Regions from separate parts of the Homo sapiens genome. Here region 2 is linked to region 1. The links are chromatin contacts, found by Hi-C in ENCODE. All regions are on one chromosome and are shown on one strand. Each heading gives the region's core, a stretch centred on a gene start or an enhancer-like site at or near the end of the contact. The rest is flanking DNA. Distances are from core to core; before and after follow the strand shown. Region 1 overlaps TMEM72-AS1 (TMEM72 antisense RNA 1). Region 2 has its middle 160 kb from the start of LINC02659.

Region 1 (7,658 bases), core at 1,312-3,811:
GTTCTCGATGTCGTGAGGCAGTCTTCCTGATCTCTGCTCCCCAACTCCCTCCCATGGTTGAGAAGGCCCTGGCTCTCCATATTAAATCTCTCTCTACTTGAAATAGCTGGAGCACTTCTGCTTTCCCACGAACCCTGACCAAAGCCTCCCAGCCCCAGCTACAGCTGACAGGCTCAAGAGCACCACAGGCTCTCAAGGCTGGCCTGGCTCCTCCACACACAACCCCTGCAGATCTCTACTCACTCCAGACTCCCCCTGCCTCTGGCCAAGGCCCTGCCTTCCTGCCTTCAAGCTGGGCGCCCATTTCTCCAGGAAGGCTTTTGTGACCGGGCTTCATGTCCCTTGCACCCTGTGTATTGATCTTCCTGCTTGATGCCAAGCCCTATGAACACAGCAATTCTATCTGGCTTTGTACACTATTGTACCCAGCACAGGGTCTAAAAATACTTTTTGCATAAATGAATGAGTAAATGAAAAATTATTGAGTAGTCTTTGAGATCCTGATGCCATGAGTATAGAGAAAGAGAATATATGCATCTTAAATCCATTAAAGTTTGATTTAAAATGCACATTGGCACTGGCTGAAAGCTGGGTGGGCTCCATGGGGTACAAAGACAAGCCCACCAGGAGCCGAGAGTTGAGGAGTATGAACAGGCACAGGTCTCCGTGCAGCTGCAGTATGTTACAGCTTCTGGTGACTTCTGCCACCCTTTGTCCCTCTAGGGTCTGTGTTCCTGCCAAGAGAAAAGGCAGTGGCAGGAAGGAGGCTGCTCCAGATGTCAGAAAGGCTTAGCGAATGGTTTACTGTAGTTCACGAAATTTCTACAAGAGTAACCAATTGGCATCAGCTCCCTGAGCTGCCTGCTTAGAGAAGGAGCTTATGGCACTAAACCATTTTTGTATATTCCATCAAGATCTAGGAAAGCAGATTTCCTTTTTCAAAAAGCAGAGAAACTGTCCCACCCTGCAGTCATTGTGAGTGCAGAGGGACGGGGAGCCAGCGATCCATGAATTGCCAAGCCAGATTGCAGCTATAACCAGATTTTAGTTTGTGAAGGTCTTTTACAGACCTTTTTATACCCTATCCAGTGAGTATGAGTTAGGCTGGAGAGCAAAGGAATTGGAGCTTTTCCACACCACACACGGTTTGCGGTTGGCCCCCACCAGGTGGCTCCCCTGGCGGAGGACTCTGCGCTGCCTGCACCTGAGCGTAGCTGGGGCTTGCGGTGTGCGTCAAAGTGGCTGCGGAGTTCTTGTCTATAGAAACTGTTCAAAGTAACCACCTGAATTACTCCTACCATACTCTTTCTTTGACCTTTTATTTCTTTTAAGCATAACGTCAGCACTGATTTGAAATCATCAAGTAACTTCAACCAACGTAAAAATCCTGAGTTGCTTAAAAAGGAAAGAAAGGCTGCCCCCAAAGTGACAGGCTTTCTAACTTGCCTGTGTCTTTGCACCTATTTCCCTAGGACGCGGGAACGCCCCTTTCCCACACCCACTTCATTCTCCTCCCTGTGCCTCACGTTCTGGGAACATCCTCCTCTTGACTGCATTTCTTAGCCTCCCCGGGCTAGGGAAAGTGTGGTCTCCCTTTCAGCAACCTCAGTTCCATATACATTTCTTTCTCTCAGAATGTCTGATGCTATACTGCATTTATTGGTTTTCTTGTTTCTCTCCCTAGTAAACAGGACATTTTTTGAAGTCCTGCTGGCACATATGCAGTCCTCACACAACGCCTGGTGGATGATTGATTCATTTTAAGAGAGCAGATGAGCTAGGCTGTCTACAAATGTGTCGGATCCAGCTCCCGCCATCCTTCCTTCGCAAAGCAGAGCTTGCCAAGCCTGCGCACCCACGGGCTGCCTCTCTTCAAAGGGCGGAGCCTGTGCAGTGAGCGTTTGGCCACCTGGTCGCACACCGAGTGCTCGTCAGCGCGCATGGCCTGAGCGTTCTGCCCTGACACTCGCTGGCCTCTGGGCGCTTCTGTCTTTGACAACGTCCTGAACACTGTGGGAAGGCTCACTAGCATTCCACTCCTTCCCTAATGTGGAGTGGGTGTGATTTGAGGGGTTTGGCCCCCACCCCAGCTGCAGGGGTAAGTCACACTAGTTTGGGCTAATTAGCAGAATCTCATCTCCTTAGCGCAAACAACATTGATTCAAGAATGATCAGGGATCCCAGCCCAAACCAAGCCTTGCTGCAGCAATCAGCCGCTCTTGGGTTTGGGGGGAGGATACGGCGTGTGTCCCAAGGTGGGTCCACCCAGCGAAGCCAGTATTCCTCCTTGATGACTTTGGAAAGAGTCTCTCTCTCGTTCCGGAGGGTGTGATGTGTGAGGTTGGAACCACGAGGGACACCAGCTTGAGAACAAAGCCAAACTAAGGGGCGGGCGGAGCCAAGACGGAGGAGGCGAGTCCGGAGCAAACATACCGGATCTCAGGAGCCCCGTGACTGCTGCTCTTGGCTGACTCGTCACAAAGCATCCAGACGCGTCTCGGCCCTGCGTCCAAGACGCAAAGTTGTGCGGCAACCAAGCCTAGAGCTAAGCAGTCACCAGGAGTGGAGACAAAAGCAGTGAAAGGATGGGAGCGAAAACACGGATCCCGAGAACGAAGCCACGAGTGCAAAGCCGGGCGTTGTGCAAACTATCCCGGGCCTCTGCTGCCCCCTGGCGGACGCCGCGCGGGAGCCCAGAACCGGAGCGCTCTGAGCGAAGCCGACTCCATCCGACACCGCCGCCTCCCAGAGGGCTGCCCTGGGAAGTCACTGAAAACAGCCTGCGGAAGATTTCTCCTGTGTCACGTGGGGGGAAGAACAGCCGCTACCTGTTAGATTGCCATGAGGTTGAATGGCCAAAATGGATAACCGGGACCAGAGTTATCCTCCCACCTGAAAGAAGCAGGAGGAAACCAACAAAACTATAGAAACAACCGTTTTCAAAACCCAGCACACCAGATGCAGAGGACAGTGATCCTACTACCCAGACAGTTTCCGGGCCACAGCACAGGAGGTGCGGGAACCCGGACAGGGCTTGACCCCATGAGCTCACCCTCACGAGTTGAGGGACTAAGCCGAGTCCTCAGGGCAGGCACGGCGTCCCTGGAGGAAGAGGGGGCTGCACAGACACAACTCCAGTGATCCACAAAGGCTGCGGCCAGGGTGCAGCAGGGCGGCTCAGCACGTGCAGGCGAGGAAGCTGCCAGAGGCCCAGAAAGATCCCCGTGGGGCTGGAGGGAAGATCCGCCTGTGTTTGCACAGGGCGGGAACAGCGCCTCCCCCATCAGCCAGACTGCAGGCTCACCACTCAGGAGGCACGGGACAGCCCTGCTTCAGGGGTGGGAGCAGTTATTACTAAACGCAGCTCTATCCCCATCTGAGAAACGTCAAAGGCAGGACCGGAAAGCATCAGACTGTTACAAAGTAACTTAACCGTACCCCAGAACAAAGCCTGAAAATACACACAGGAAAACAAAGACATCCAGCACACAACAAGAAAAAAGTGGCAATGTCTACCACCCAGTAAGAAATGACCATGCATGAAGTGAGGGAGAAAAAAATTACCCATAATGAAGAGAAAATGCAATCAGTGGACGAAGTGCCAGGACACAACCTGTCAAAATGGGTGGGATTTGGCTAAAGCAATACTTAGAGGGAAAATGATAGCACTACACTAGGTTAGAAAGGAAGAGGGATCTCAAATCTCAGCTTCCGCCTTAAGAGCGAATTAAACCCAAAGTAAGAAGAAAGGAAACAAGAAAATTCAGAGCATAGGCCAGGTGCAGTGGCTCAAGCCTGTAATCCCAGCACTTTGGGAGGCCGAGATGGGCAGACTATTTGAGGTCAGAAGTTTGAGACCACCCTGGCCAACATGGTGAAACCCCGTCTCTACTAAAAATACGAAATTTAGCTGGGCGTGGGGGCGTGCACCTATAATCCCAGCTACTCGGGAGGCTGAGGCAGGAGAGTAGCTAAAGCCCGAGACGTGGAAGTTGCAGTGAGCAGAGATCGCACCACTGCACTCCAGCCTGGGTGACAGAGACTCTGTCTCAAGAAAGAAAGAAGAAAGGAAAGGGAAAGGGAAAAGGAGAGAGAAAGAGAGAAAGAAAGATCAGAGCACGAAAGGAAAAGAAAGAGAGAGAAAGAAAGAAGAAAGGAAAGGGAAAGGGAAAAGGAGAGAGAAAGAGAGAAAGAAAGATCAGAGCACGAAAGGAAAAGAAAGAGAGAGAAAGAAAGATTACAGCAGGAAAGGAAGAGAAAGAGAGAGAGAAAGGAAGATCATATCATAAATCAGTGGAATAGAAAGGAGAAAAACAAAAGGGACAAATCAATGAAATTAAAAGCTGGAGTTTTTTGTTTGTTTTTAGAAGATCAATAAAATTGATAAACTCCTGGTCAGGTTGATCCCCCCAAAAAAGAGAAAAGACTCAAATTACTAAAATCAGAAATGGGAATTGTGATATCTATCACTATAGATTCTACAGATGTTAAAAAGAAAATTAAGAGCATATTATGATAAACTTAAGACCAATATATATGACAAATTAAATATAATAGACAAATTCCTTGAAAGACACTATCGGCACTTAAGAGTAAACAGATAATCTGAATTAGTCTTATGTCTATTTTTTACATTAAACTTGTACTTTAAAACCTTCCCACACAGAAACCTCCAGGCCCAGATAACTTTATTATCCAACTTAGGAAGAATGAACATCAATTCCATACACACTCCTGGAAAATTGTAAAAGACAGAACACTTCTCAAATTGTTTTACTCTGGTACCATGACCAAAGACATTACAAAGAACGAAAACTATAGACTATTATCTCTATGAATATGAATGCAAATTTTGTGTGTGTGTGTATATACACACATATATATATATTATTTTATTTTGTTTTATTTGAGACGGAGTTTTGCTCTTGTCCCCCAGGCTGGAATGCAGTGGCATGATCTCGGCTCACTGCAACCTCTGCCTCCCAGGTTCAAGCGATTCACTTGCCTCAGCCTCCTGAGTAGCTGGGATTACAGGCACGCCACCACACCCAGCTAATTTTTGTATTTTTAGTAGAGACAGGATTTCACCACGTTGCCAGGCTGGTCTCAAACTCCTGACCTCAAGTGATCTGCCCACCTTGGCCTCCCAAAGTGCTAGGACTACAGGTGTGAGCCACCGCACCTGGGTCTATATATACACTTTATACCAAAATACACTTTAAACAAAATTTCGGCAAATGAAATCAAATCCAACAGTATGAAAGATCATAACCAAATGAGTTACATGCCAGAAATGCAAGGTTGATTTATAATTTGAAAATCAATTAATGTGATTCAGCATATTTTGAAATTAAAAAAGAGAAACCACAGAAGTGTCACAATAGACATAGTAAAAGCATTTTCAAAAATCTAACATGCATTCTGGACATAAACTCTCTCAACAAACTAGGAGTAGAAGGAGCTTCCTCAACCTGGTACACGGCCTCTACAAAACCTTCTGTCCACATTACCATTAATACTAAAAGACTTAATGCTTTTCCCCTAAGATGAAGAACAAGACAAAACTATGTACTCTTACAACTTCTTTTCAACATTTTTCAACATTTTCTAGCAAATACAATACAGCAAGAGAAAGAAATAAAAGGCATTGAGATTAGAAGGGAGAAGTAAAACTGTCTTTATTCATAGATAACAGGATTTTCTATATTGAAAATTCAACGTGGCCTACACAAAAAGATATTAGAATTAACAAGTGAGTTTAATAAGGTTGCAGGATAGAGGATCAATATACAAAAACCAATTGTTTTATATTTTCACTAGCAATGACAATCAGAAATTAAAATTTAAATCTAGTATCATTTAAAATAGCATCAAAAATATGAAATACTTAGAGATACATTTAACAAATGATATGAATGAACTGTACACTAAAAACCATAAAACATTGCTCAGAAAAAAATTTTAAAGAGCTCAAAAAATGGAAGATACGTTGCATTCATGGATCAGAAAATATAATACCACTAAGATGTCAATTTGCCCTCAAATTGATATAAAGATCAAAAGACCCCCTCCCTGTACCCTAGATTCCTCTCTACCTCCTGGCATCTCCACTTGAATATCTAATACCACTAATATGTCACTTTGCCCCCAAAATGCAAAAAAAAAAAAAAAATGAAACTTCTAGAAGAAAATATAGAGAGAACTATTTGTGAGAAGCTTACTGAGGCGATTCATTCAATGAAATGCCACTCAGCAGTAAAAAGAAATGATCAGTCCCCATATAAGCCCCCAAAGCAGGGAGTAGGGGGGTTTGTAGAAACTGACAAAGTTATTCTGAAAGACAAATGTCCCTAAATAAGAAAAGCTACACATGGCCCAGACACATAAGAGCAACTGAGATTTGACAAAGGTGCAAAGGTAATCCAACGTGGGAAAGATAGTCTATTCCAGTCTATCAAATGGAAACAATTTGATATCCATATGAATCAAAATGAATTAAATTCATATTTTGCAGCACCTACCAAAATTCACTCAAAACAAAACAATGAATCTTCTATAAGCATATATAGGAGGAACTATTTGTGATAAGCTAATGTGGTGATTCATTCAGTGGAATGCTACTCAGCAGTAAAGAGGAATGAACCATCGATACAAGCAACATGGAAAAAAGTCATAATCATTATGCTGACTGAAAGCAGCCAGACAAAAAAAAGGGTTTTTGTTAGATGCTATTTATATAAAATTCGAGCAGACTAAGCTATACTGATGGAAAGCAGATATTTTGTGGAGAGGCTCCCCATGTGCAGAGACGCAATGGGGAGGGCAGAATGGAGGACTAGAAGGGACAGGAGGCAATGTGTGGGGTGACGGATAGGGCCACTATAGTGATTGTGGTGGTGATTTCATAGATGTAGACATATGTCGGAACTTAGATCGTGCACTTTAAACATGTGCAATTTATTCTGTGTTGTTTATACCTAAACAAAGCTGTAAACATTCATAAAGAAGGAAGACAGGAAGGAAGGAGGGAAAGAAGGAAGGAAGGAAGGGAGGGAGGGAGGGAGGGAGGAAGGGAGGGAGGGAGGGGAGACGGAGAGGCAGGGAGGAAGGAAAGGGAGGGACAGAGGAATTTACACCCTTGTGGAAGGAAGGAAGGAGGTAGAAAGGGAGGAAGGGAAGGAGAAAAGGATTCACTCCCTTTTGTCACGTGTTCAGACTCTCAGAAAATATCACTGAGCGTTTTCTCTACAGAAGCTTTCTCCACCTGTCCTTTGGGACACCGTGTGCCTGTAGTTTTCCTCATACTTTCCTGGATGGTCTTTCTCCTTCCCCCAACATTGCCCCAACCTCTCAACTGGCAGCGCCCTAAAACTCAGTCTTCTTTTCTCTAACTCGCCTCCTTTGGTGAGCTCACTGGATTTCATAGCTCTGAATCTCATCTCTACACTGACCACCCTCAAATGTCTCCCTGTAGCTCAGACCTCCTCCCTGAACCCTAGAGTCCTCTCTACCTCTTGGCATCGTTGCTTAAATATCTAGTAGAGATCTCAAACTTGGCATTTTCAAAATTCCCACAAACTATGCTTCCCACTGTCTCCCCATCTTAGTAATTCCCACTGCTCGAGTTAAAAATAGCACACACACAACAAAACCAAAAA
Region 2 (7,658 bases), core at 3,072-5,571, 800 kb before region 1:
ATTAAAGCAGGGCTCTCATATCTGAGCTGGCCCATCCAAATGACCTGGGGGCTTCTTAAAACACAACTTTCTAGACCCCAGTCCTAGGTTTCTGATTCAGCAGGTGTGGGTTGAGGTGTGAGAAGGTGGATTGCTGATGAGTTTCCAGGTGAGGCTGTAGCGTCTGGCCCAGGGACCCCACTTTGAGAAGCACAGTTTTAAAGAAATAGGCTCAATTTATGTTGAAAAATTTGAGGCTCACATTTGAGACGTAAAGTCATACAGCTAGTGACAGAACAGGATGTGGGCCTGGCAACACTCTGCCACCCTACACAGCACAGAGTTCCCTCGGTGTTTTTAAATGCCACTCCAAGGGCACTGCAAGGCAGCAGGACCCATGCTGCCCAGCGTGGTGTGTAGAGGCTGACAGTCTTGCACTGTGTGGTTGGAAGTTTCACAGCTACCACTGCCTCTGAGTGACTGTCTACATCTGTTAGCTTTCACTGGGTAAGAAACTGCTCCATAAGGGAGTGGCTTAAACAACTATTTATCAGTGCTGGGCAGTCTTCAGGCCTGCTGGGCAGTTCTGCTGTTGAGGTCAGGCTAACTGATGGAAGCTGGGCTTGCTCAGGTCTGGGGTCAGCTGACAGGTCAGGTGGGGTCTGCTGGTCTGGAGCCCTCTGTGCTTGCGTGGAGGTTGGCTTCATTCTGGCTGAGAGGTGGGGAGTCAGGGCCACGAGCTTCTCATAATCCAGCAGGTGACCTAGCCTCGTTCACACAGTGTCTGCCAGATTCCAGAAACGAGGGCAGAGCGTTAGTGGTGTGCAGAGGGCCTGGTTTGGATCTAGTACACATGGCTCGTGCCCTGTTCTGTTGACTAAAACACTAGAATGGCCAAGATCCAAGGGGTGGTTACAGGAAGGGGTGGAATTTGTGGCTATGTGAAAAATGGACCCTACTGTTTGTTCTGTATTACGGCCACTGCATGTCCTCCTGTGTCCCTATCCCACACCTGGCTCAACAGCAACAGGGGACAAGGAGGCCAGCTCTGCCTCTCATTTGTTGCTTCCTTTGTGGATGGCAGGAAGACAAAATCTATCGTGAACAACAGCATGCCACCAGGGTTTCCTCCTGAGAAATACGTTTTTCATTTTCCATGGAAAGCTCTTAAATGACGTTTCCTTGGAACCATCAGCTGTATGCATAAATATGGAGTTCAAATGGATATCCAGTTTTCACAGCTGTGTCTGTGCTAAATTAAAAAGAACAGAAAAACAAAGAGAAAGAAATAAAATGACCTCTGGCTTTTTGCAACAGAATGGGGGTGCAGGGAAGGAATCCTTCCAACACCGTGCAGCCGGCTTCATTACTCCATCATGTGCAGATTGGACTCTTAATTAATCATGGCTGAATTTTTGCACTTTTACTCTGGGGCTGGTGGTTTATTTTCTTGTTCTAGTGCCCACATGAGCATCCTCTGGCAATAAAACATCCAGAGAGAAGTTATAAAAACATGTCATCTTGGTTATAACATATGGCTAATTGATTTTTGAGAATCGCTTAATTGTGTGACTTTAGTTAACTAAACAACAATGCCTGTTTTCACACCTCTGATATTAGCTCATACGATTTCACGACCTGCCCCTGCTGAGACACACTCCATATTTCTGACCATAAATCTGGCCTCTGCTCAGCTAGCATATTTGCTCCAGCTTTGTTGTGGTAGTTTTACTGCATTGGTTGCCTTTAAAAAAAAATTATAGTTGGCAATAAGCATTGAGAAAGGTTTAAGGGTAGAAAGAGGTTTTCTTTTTTTCCAGTCTATATGAGCTGAATCTTTAATTTCTTCCTTAAATAAAATAATAAAAGGTAGTTTTCTTAACAACTTTGCCCAACATGGATCTCTGTAGGTTCCACTTAAACAGAATATGAGAGCAACATGAGCCTGTGGTCTTTTTTACAGAGGTTTACAAAAGCTCTGCTGAGTTCGATTAATTGCCTGGAGTTTCACAGGGGTCCGTGTCAGTTACAAGAGGGTTTTAATGTGGAAAAGTTAAGATGATAGGCATGTGAGGAGGAGGGAGAGGAGAGGCTTGAGTGAGAAGAAGGAGCTAGGGAGGAAAATAAAGGTGTTTGAGAAGCAGTGGGAAAAAAGCCTTCAGTGGATAATGAGAAAGTGGGTTGGAAGACTCAGCATATTCCTCTAGATTATGGTACAGGCTACAAAGATGGGGGAATGAAGAGATCATCTTCCAGTTTTGCTCCTCTGGAAACTAACTGCCCGTCATGGTTATTATGCAGAGTCAAAGTACAAGATCCCTGTCAAAAGCCATAGCCTGGGGTAGAAGTAGCCACCCTCAGCGTTCCACAGCTTCACTTGAGATTGATGATGTTTTATTTTCTTCCTTACTATAAAAGAAGCCCAGAGTAATGATTACAGTCTATAATAATAGCTGATACTTGCATGTTTTTGCCATGTGGTCAGGCAGTGTTCTAGGTGCTTTGAGGATGTAATTCCTTAAAGCCTCACAAGGACCCTGTGATGCAGGTACTATTGTTACACCATTTCACAGATGAAACTCCTGAGGCACACTGAGGTGAGTAACTTGCACACAGTCAGGTAGTTGCTGTATGTACATGGCAAAGCAGGGACTGATGGGCTCTTTGCTACCTTGCCTCCTTGTTTGGATATTCCCCAGGTAAAGCCTTCAACAAGGCCCTGGGTGCTAGGCCCTGCAGTCATCGGTGCCAGGAAAATACACTGGGGCTGATTCTCGAGGTGGAAAGATGTATGCCTTTTATTCCCTTTCTTGCCTTACTACACTGGCTAGAAGTTGCAGATGATGTTGAGATCTTGCTTCATTCCCAGCATTTGGAGAAAAGTATTTCGCATTTTGCCATTAAGTGTGATGTTAGCTGTAGGTCTTTTTGTTGATACTCTATCAAGTTGCGGAAGTTCCCCCTACTCTTCATTTTCTGAGAGTTTAAAAAAAATTATAAATGGTGTTTTTTTCTGTATCCATTGATATGATCATGTAATTTCTTTCTCCATTAATACAGTGGATTACACAGATAGATTTTTTAGTACTGAACTAGCCTTGAACTCCTGGAGTACACTCCACTTGGTCATGGAGTATATTCTTTCTATATATTGCTAAATTTGATTTGCTGATACTTTGTTAAGGATTTTTGCAACAAGAGAAGGAAAAGAGTATGCAAAATTTGAACCTTCACCTGAACAGTGGGCAAACCCAGGATTGCCTAAAGTTTCTGGCTCTGTGGGGCCTATCCTGGCCAGGCCCCACTGAGGAAGACTGCTGTGCCATAGTGCCGACAGGATGGGACCACATGGTAAAAGAAAACACAGAAAAAAAGGACAAACCTGAATGTTCTCATCTGGACCATCCCATTCTTGTAAAAACAAGCAAACAATTATAAAAGGTCACAGCTTTGTGCGATTCTTAGGGGAAGGTCTCAACCAAAGCATTGAGACTGAGTTCAGTGCTAGATGCCAAGCAAGAACCACAGAAAAACCAAACAAGTCACTCTTCTATACTTTTGTATCAAGATTAAAAATTTTCAGCAATTTTCATTGAACAGAAACAAAGCACTCTGCAGGAATGCAATCCCCTCAGCTATCAATACTTGCCTTCATCCCCCTCAACCCCACCATAACAGTCATGGTGAAGGTCAGTGTGCCCCAGGCTCTGTGGCTGACTAACTTTAGGGAAGAAGGACACAGGGTCCCAGGCAGGGGGCACCATTCAGGCAGACCCCACTCTCCACTTTGTCCAAGCATGTTCCTGCCTTCCTGGGTGACAGCGGCTTTTCTGTGTACCTTTGGCCTAATTCCTTGTGCTGGCTCCTGCATTGGTAACCACCCTGTTGTGACCTATAATTCATCTTCCAAACCAAGGATGTGGCAATTTTGAAAGTGATTTTGCCAGAACAGCAGGCCTAACCTAGGATTGCTTGGGGCAAATGGACCCATACGGTCCGTCTTCTAATATTTGAGGTTCTCCAGAAGTGGGGCTCTGGGTTGTCCTTGCCAGACCCCACTCCCCACCATGGTGGCTACGAAAGGTCTGCCTGTTCCCTGCCCCAGCAGCTGAGCCCCTTCTCCTCTCTTCCAGAACCCCCTCTGCTGTCTTGCTCTGGGATCTCTAACAATCTATTGTCTGACCCTTGAACCCTGCTGTGAAATCTTGGTGTGTCCTACAGCCGTCCGTTCTCGGGCTGGACTATGCCTGCTGGTGCTTGCCCTTTGAATTTTGTCCCATGCTCTTGCTACAATCTTCTGGATTTCACACCAAGTGAGTCACTCTGTTCTCTCCACTCCCACCGGGCAGACCCATGAGGCCCCTGCATGCACATGCTCTCTGCCTCTCGAGAAGCACTCCTCCCTGTTGGGGATGCAGTGGGGGATTGAATGAGCCTCCACTGGTTTGAAAGCTGAGGGGCTTTCGTGTGTTGCCTTCCTCTTCTCCCTGCTATTTATACCTCCTGTAGTATGATTTCCCTTTCAGAGGTTAGATCCTGAGGCTCAGAAAGATTAAGGAAGCAATTCCTTGTATTCTGTAGTGCCCCTGTAGCCTCTTGGAAGTAGGCTTAAGTTGGGAAACCCAGTCCAGCCATGGCAGAACTTGGCCTTTATTTATAAGGGAAATGATAAGAATGTCCTGGACATTGAAAACAGGAAAGAGAAGAGATATTCGTACACCCATGACCGTAGCAGCATTATTCACAGTAGCCAAGAGATGGAAGCAACCCAAATGCCTATCAATGAACGAATGGAAAAGCAAGTGTGGTGCATGCATACAATGGACTATTATTCAGCCTCAAAAAGGAATGCCAAGAAAGAAAATTCTGGCACATGCTACAATATGGAAAAAGCTTGAAGACATTATGCTAAGCGAAATAAGCCAGACACAAAAGGACAAATGCATGATTCCACTTATGTTAAGTACTTAGAGTAGCCAAATTCATAGAGACAGAAAGCAGCATGGTAGTTGTTAGGACCGGGGGAAGTGGGATGGAGAGTTACCATTTAAGGGGTACAGTTTCAGTTTGGCATGATGAAAAGTTCTGGGGATGGATGGTGGTGATGGTTACCCAAAAATGTGAGTGTTCTTAATGCCACTGAATTGCTCACTTAAAAATGGTTAAAATAGTAAATTCTATGTTGTGTATATTTTACAAAAATTTTGAAGAAGAGGGATGTTCTGGATGTTCACTCCATAGGATACTGCTTCGTTTGTTTGGTAAGGGCATTTCACTCTTCACCCTGTCCTCCTCCGCAATCCCCGCTTTCCTGGAAGCCCCCACCATCTGGCCTGAATCTGCACTATCAACTGCATGTACTGCTGATGGGCTACTCGTGCCTCTGGAGAAGTCTTCACAGACACACTAAGCAGGGCCTGGCTCTGCCCAGAGTCTGCTGGCTCCCTGGCTCTGAGGAGACATGCCAAGCCCTGCGTTGGCAGGCATTGGGAGTTGCTCTCACTCCTGTGCAGCATGGAGATGCCAGGCAGAGGGAATGCATTATGCAAGCCCAGTTCTGAGACACCACGCATTGTGCTTTCCAGCCCAGCCATGCAATGCTGACCATGTGCAGTTATTGCAGCAAGGCTGGTGTCCTGGGGACAGGGCATCCTCTCTGTATAGCCAATGTCTCAGGGCCTCCTTGGTGCTGCTGTAGTGAGTCTAGGAAGCCAGGAGATGGATGAAAGCACTGTGGAGCCTTGTCACTCCATCACCTCTGTGTACAGAGGAGGGGGCCAAGGCCAGCTGTCCTAGATGCTGCACAGACACAGGGAGGTTTGGTCAGATCTGGGGTCTCCTGACCCTGGGCAGCACGCACATCATGGTCCTGAGGGCTGTATGCTGCCTGGCTGTTCTTGCACAGTGGCTCCAGGAAAGAACTCGGGAGGAGAAGTGTCTCTTTCTTTTATATAACTAGCTTCTATTTATTTTTACCTTTTACTTTTGTTGTGTTCAAACATTTTCAAATAATGTGCCCCTCGAGCTCATAATTAAATAGCCCAATCCTTTTACTCTTCACAGCATGTATCAGATCAAATCAGAAGCTTTTCCACAAACTTTAAAAAAATATTGTAGATTAATAGGAGTTTGCAAAGATTGTACAGAGAGATCCTGTGTACCCTTCCAGTAGGTTTCCCCATGATTACTTCTTATGAGATACAATATAGCATCAAAATCAGGACTTGGATATTGGTGCAAAGTGTGTGTGTAGTTATGGCTTATTTTATCACATATGTAGTTTGTGTATCCACTACTCCCATCAAGATACAGAACTATTTCCTCACTACCAAGATCTCCAGATCTCCCTCCTGCCACCCACCCCTCCCCACCATCCCTAAGTCCTAGAAACCACCAATCTAATTTCTATTTCTATAATTTTGTCAATATGAGAATGTTAAATAAATGGAATTATATAGTATGTGACCTTTTGAGATGGGCTTTTTTTTTTTCTACTCACAATGCCCTTATGATCCATCTAGGTTGCATGTATCAACAATTTCTTTTTATTGCTGAATAATTTTCAGTGGAACCAGTTTGTTTAACCACACTTATCCATTGGAGGGCATCTGGGATTAGTTTTCTCTCTTATAAATCGAGCTGCCTCAAATGTTTGTGTACAGGTTTTTGCATGCAAACATTTTCACTTTTCTGGGACAAATGCCCAGGAGTGCAGTCCTGGCTCAAACACCAAGTGGATATTTAGTTTATAAAGAAAACGTCAAACTATTTTCCAGAGTGACTAAGAATTCACATTCCCATTAGTAATGTATGAGTGATCCAATTTTTCCACATTCTCACTTGCATTTTGTGTTATTATATTGTATTGTAGTAAGAATATTTAACATGAGCTCTACCCTCTTAACACATTTTAAGTATACTATATAATATTGTGAACTAAAGGCATAATGTCATAAGCAGATCTCTAGAATTTACTCATCTTGTATAACTGAAGCTCTGTACCCACTCAAAACAATCACTTCCCATTTCCCCCTACCCCTAGCCTGGCAACCACCATTCTACTCTCTGCTTCTGTGAATGTGAATATTTCTGATAATTCATAGAAGTGGAATCATGCAGCATTTGTCCTTCTGCAACTGGCTTATTTCGCTTAGCGTAATGTCCTCAAGTTTCATCCATGTTGTCAAATGTGGCAGGATTTTCTTTTTAGGGCTGAGTAATAGCCATTATCTGTGTATACCACATTTTCTGTATCCATTTATCTGTTGATGGACATTTGGGGTTGTTTTCACATCTCGGCTTCATAATGCTGTAATAAACATAGTAGTAAAAATATTTCTTCTGGATCCTGATGTCAATTCTTTTGGATGAACACTCAGAAGTGGAATTGTTGAATCATATAATAGTTCTATTTGTAATTTTTTGAGGAACCTCTGTGCTGTTTTCCATAGCAGCCATGCCATTTTGTTTTTCCACCAGTAGTGTACAAGCGTTCCAATTTCCCTACATCTTTGCCAACACTTGTTATCATTTATATTTTTGATAATAGCCATTCTAACAGTGATATCTCATTGTGGTTTCAATTTTTAATTTCCCTGATGATTAGTAATGTTGAGCACCTTTTCATATACCTGTTAGCCATTTGTATGTTTTCTTTTGAGACATTTCTATTTAATTCA

Evidence for each region. A loop is a pair of places that touch in the nucleus more often than their neighbours do. Pooled maps may share reads with other maps.
Region 2: a map of IMR-90 shows a loop between it and region 1 (5-fold over the local background). The contact joins two enhancer-like sites. A Hi-C loop is called at or near these places in 1 of 168 maps with a recorded cell type or tissue (IMR-90) and 7 of 50 pooled maps.

What each region holds. Positions count from the first base shown.
Region 1 is chr10:44,862,338-44,869,995 of GRCh38, forward strand. The region is part of intron 2 of TMEM72-AS1 (TMEM72 antisense RNA 1); the gene reads right to left. Among named protein-coding and RNA genes, the nearest start is that of TMEM72, 45 kb to the right of the region's middle. Within about 2 kb of position 2,562, at least 18 of the 41 ENCODE cell types and tissues checked have a DNase peak (open chromatin) inside an H3K27ac peak, as active enhancers do.
Region 2 is chr10:44,065,027-44,072,684 of GRCh38, forward strand. No RefSeq gene overlaps it. Among named protein-coding and RNA genes, the nearest start is that of LINC02659, 160 kb to the left of the region's middle. Within about 2 kb of position 4,322, at least 5 of the 41 ENCODE cell types and tissues checked have a DNase peak (open chromatin) inside an H3K27ac peak, as active enhancers do.